2 separate regions of the Mus musculus genome follow, and region 2 is linked to region 1. The links are chromatin loops, found by intact Hi-C in ENCODE. Cell type or tissue: left cerebral cortex. All regions are shown on one strand.

What was found. Hi-C counts contacts between places; a loop is a spot of excess contacts. Peaks named below come from ENCODE experiments on the same cell type or tissue, not always from the same donor. Only the 100,000 strongest peaks of a DNase experiment are listed, where the experiment ranks them.
Region 2: it touches region 1 in a loop (3-fold over the local background); 3 of 42 quality-filtered maps call a loop at or near these places.

The regions. Positions count from the first base shown.
Region 1 is chr19:52,974,809-52,977,308 of GRCm38, forward strand. It overlaps a transcript of Xpnpep1 not described here. Among named protein-coding and RNA genes, the nearest start is that of Gm41861, 29 kb to the left of the region's middle. In left cerebral cortex, CTCF peaks have their summits at 1,221 (motif pointing left) and 2,399 (motif pointing left); a DNase peak (open chromatin) is centred at 1,207.
Region 2 is chr19:52,727,777-52,730,276 of GRCm38, forward strand. No RefSeq gene overlaps it. Among named protein-coding and RNA genes, the nearest start is that of AA387883, 190 kb to the right of the region's middle. In left cerebral cortex, no CTCF peak of the experiment used is centred here; a DNase peak (open chromatin) is centred at 969.

The sequences.
Region 1 (2,500 bases):
AAAGCTGACCTTGGACAAGAAAGAATTCAGATGTCTAAATGTTCTTTCTTAGAACGGGCACCACACCAGGAGGACCAGAGTGGCGGAGACAACTCAGGATCAGCTTGATGAAGGCTGGGCATGGTCCTGGGGCCTAGGTGGGAACAGTTCTAAAGATAGATACGAGAGCCAAGGAAACTCTTTGGGCACTAAAGAGGTGGGCATGGGGTGAGCAGAGCCAGGATGTCATGGCAGCAAGGCCAAGATTAAAGACAGTGGCTGATCATAGAACGAAGGCAACCCACTGGGTGGCTGAGGTCTCAACAAAGAATTATGATTTTGTGGGGTTTAAACCCAAGGCTGCCGAGGGAAAAGCACACAGCAAAAATACAGAAACGGACTGGGGGTGGGCTCTGGGGAAGTACCTCAGTGATTAAGAGCCCTTGCTGCTCTTGCAGAAGTCCAGAGTTCAGTTCCCAGCACACATATCAGGCAGCTCACAGCTCCCAGCTCCCTGTATCTCCATCTCCAAGAGACCCAACACCCTCTCCTGGGTCCCAAAGGCACCTGCATAGCTTTATGTAAAGGGGAGATGGTAAGACAGAAAACACTCTCTTCTTCCGTTGCAGGGAATGGAGGCCACCCCGGGTGTCCCATTAGTCTCAGGGGAAAGCAGAAAGATGATATTGTTGATGGTGACAATAAAAGGGGGCAGGAAGCAACGTTGTCCGACTTTCCATCATGGTGACGGCCACACCCAGAGCCAAAGATGGTCTGTCCTCCCCGCTAAACAGATTCATCCGTTACTGGGGCAAATCCAAGTCAAATGAAGTGTCAGTGTGAGAAAGCACCAAGACCCAGCCAGGGCATACTAGAGAGGTTCTACAGTCGCTGCCCAGGGACAGTTTACACCATAAGCCATGTACCACAGCTGACACGCACTGAGACCAGCCCAGTGTGATCTCTGTTCCCATCATACTACGCGCGAGGCTCACCTGAGCCAGCGCTCCAGTCCAGGTTGTTAAGTGAGCTCTCCTCTCCTCCTGCCTACAATCTCGGACTGCGTACACTGAGCTTTCAAGGGACATTGAGTGGCAGCCATGTGACAGTCCCTGTGTCAGAAGAGATCTCCTGGGGTCCTCCTAGGGTCCCACAGAGTTTCTGTAATTCACCTCTTTCCAGACCTGCCGGGAGTCTCTGCTCACTCCAAAGAACCACACTGCCACCTGCTGGCAAAACACGTAGGTGCCTGAGAGGCTAGGAAATTCCCAGTGTCTGTCTCTCTTTGGGCATGACATCTTGACCCGGGAAGGTTTACCCTATACACTGCGGGAAAACAGCGCCCTGTTCACTTTGGCTTTCCTGCACCTCCTGGGCTTTCTTCTCTTGTTGAGAAAGGTGTGGCTTCCACCACCCAACCCCGCGCTCAGGGCATTTAGTGAAGGAAAGAGCCTGGCATACAACTCATCCCTTCTCCAAGAAGACGCACTATACAACAAAACACCACAGCACAGCACACAAGGGCAGCCTTAGTCAAATGCTCTATTGCAAAGGTTTTTATGTTTGTTTCACATGTTAGTAAGTCGGGACGCAACTTGCTGTCAGGATGACGCCAGGTGAAAACCTTTGATATCTGAGAATGTCAAGAAAGCACCATTGTGCTGGTCAATAGGTAGATGGCACAGTATGTGAACTACATCTCAGTAATGCTGGAATGACATTTTTTTTTAATGTCTCAGGTTGGGTTGAAAGACATGGGTGTGGACTGGTGAGATGGCTCAGTGGTTAAGAACACCAACTGCTCTTTGGAAGGTCCTGAGTGCAAATCCCAACAACCACATGGTGGCTCACAGCCATTCGTAATGAGATCTGACACCCTCTTCTGGTGTGTCTGAAGGCAGCTACATACTATATCACATACTATAATAAATTTTTTTTAAACTTAAAAAAAAAAGACATGGGTGTGCGCAAGGCTCTAGTCCACAATAACATGATCTACAGATTATTTCCTTATTGGGGCCTCACAATCAATCAGGAGATGGGACCACTAATCTCCATAGGGAACAGGGGACTCAAAGGTTTGTGCTGCCCAATGGCACACTGTGTATGGCACGGCTCATACACAGTGAGATCTGCCCTGGAACATGTTCCGAATCGCTGCAATTCTCTCTCGCTATGCACTTGCTATGATTATCATGAAACACTTCGATCAAATTTTCTCTAGTAAGAGGAAAATAAAATTTTCTCTTTTGAGTTAAAAAATATATATATATTGGGACAGGGAGCTGGAGAGTTGGCTCAGCAGTTAAGAGCATCTGCTGCTGTTGCAGAGGATTCTGGTTTTAGCCCCCACATGGTGGCTCACAAACATCTGTGACACCAGTCCCAGGGGATCTGATGCCCTCTTCTGGTCTCCTCAGGCACCAAGCATACATGTGGTACACATACAAACATGCAAACAAAATATTCATACACTTAAAATAACAACATAAGTTTAATTTAAAAATAAATATTAGAACTG
Region 2 (2,500 bases), 250 kb before region 1:
TGGAATAAATGTCAACAATGAACCCCTGTGAGATGCACTCAAAATACAGCCAAACAACAGAAAATATTATTTAGAATGTCCGTGTTTTGCCTTTGTGTAAAATGTGCCTTTTCAGAGTTTTTAGGAATGCAGACTCAACTCAGAGCATTTGTTGATGAATAAGTCATAGTTCCATGACCTTTGTTCATGGTGAGAAGCTATGTGACTTTTCCTAAGGTCACTATTATTTCAGGGAAGCCCAGTGGCCCTCTACTTCTTATGCTTTCTAGATGCTTGGTCTCAGTATCTCTTTATTTCAGAAGCCAATTAGATTGGGTGGGATGGATCTTCTTTCTAAGCGATACCTGGTTATGACCCTGCTATGCAAAATTTACCAGAGGACTCTAGGCAATGCATTCATGTTATAGAAGGTTCATTGCACCCAGCTTCTAAATGCCACCTGAGCCTGGATGCTGCAGTGGCCATATGTGTTAACTGCTGCTCACATGGGTCAGAAGGGAGCAGCATAAACAGCCCTCCCGTGTCGTCCTAGCTCTCAGACCTTCCTCTTAAGGAGTAAAATCACGCCACTTCCCTTTCCTTTTACTTAATAGAAATATTTGTTGCCACTGGGAGACATTCCTGTGGCAGTCATCTAGCATGGTCTTCCATTTCCCGTGGCCCCTGTTGCATTCCTAATCTACCTGGGAAGTGATTTGTGTCATTTTGGTTGTTCACCTGCTCACTTCATCTTCCATCTACATGTTGATTGGCAGAAGTGAAATATTTACTGTTTCCATCTACTCTTGATTTAAAAGTTTATTGGCTTTTGGGAGCAAACAGGAATAGCAATTTACAGGAAACATTGAGAACAGAATACTAAAGATCTGCAAAGGAAGAAACACACACAGCCTCAGAAAAAAAATTTCCATGACTCAAAGAAACAGAGCAGCTCTGCGGGGAATTCTCCAAAACCTGAAGGCTGAATCACACGGACGCTCTCTGGAAGGAAAGGGGGCAGAAAATACATCGGCTTCATCCTGTCTACCTATCACCTTTTTGGAGGATAGGAATTAATTCATTCTGACTTGACAGACAGCAAGTGGGGAGTCATGTAGCATGTTCAGTCAGCCGCAGTGACATAGGAAAGACACAGCCGAGTAAAAGAGCGAAGACCATTCATTTTCTCAGGCCTAGGGCTTATGCAAATGATAAAGAAGCCTTTAACAATGCTTTCTCTCGGTGTGATGAACACATAGTAAGTCATGTATGTGCTTTATTTCTGGGGGTTCCCCAGGCCCTGCTAGCCTGTGTTAAGGACCTTTCCTACTCTGAGGACTATTTCCCAACTCCGAAATCCATGAAGTTTTGGTATAGTAGAGATGACAATTGATTTAAAGTCACTCATGTACTAACATCCCCAACCTACCTAGTATTAAGAATAGATAGTATATACTTAACTCTCATACTTATACAATGTGAATTCACAGACGTATAAAACCACACTAAAACCAAAATGAGAATTCTACATTGCCTTAAATTTTTTTAATTCTTTGAGATTTTCATGTGTGTGTGTGTGTGTGTGTGTGTGTGTGTGTGTGTGTGTGTTTCCCTGAATGTGTATCTGTGTGCCACATGCATGCAGTGCCTGTGGAGGCCAGAAGAGGATAGTGGAGGGAGCTTCAACCCCAGACATCTCAAACATGGGGATAACAGGTATTGGCTCCCCTCCACTCCAGGCATGCAACATGGTGCTATAAGGCTGGCTCCCCAACCATTAACCCTAGTAAGAACGTATCACCCTGACAGTTATCAGGCTCTACTCCTTGTCTGATCTTATAAGGTTGCCCACTCACACACTCTACAGACCCTGAGTGTGTAGATGAAACATCTTCAAACACCCTTGTCCTGGCCAATGATACACGGCCCCACAAACCCTGCCCCAGAGACCGTAGCCACATCCCAAGGGCATAAATACCACTTTCTTCTCCCTCCCCCAATAAATTAACCAGCCATCCAAAGCTGTTCCTGGGTATGTTTATCACCCACACTCTATTCACCAACCAAGATCCCGCACTGCACCCACTCACACCCAGCTATGCCTGCCTCCCTCCAGTCCAGCCCGGTGTTCAACAGGCCTGGCTACCTCAAGGGAGAGGCAGACACAGGTTGGCAGGCTCCCCTGGGACTGGAGTTACAGGCAGTTGTAAGGCACTATGGTGCTGGAAACGCTAGAAGATTAACCGCCAACCCCAAATAGTTGCCCATTTCACTGGTATGTAAAAATCTCTGTAACAATGTAAATGAAATAAATACCCAGTTAAAAAAAAAAAGAAAAAATCTCTGTACCTAGATATCATTACCTTAGTACATGTTTTTAAAAATTAGCTAGTGCGTGGAACACACATGCAAGAGGGGGAAAAAAGATCAGAATAGCTCTTAGTTTAAAATACCAAGTTGGTATAGAAGTACAGGAGAGGAGAGATCAAGCCAATTCACCTGTGCTCAGTCTTTCTTTACT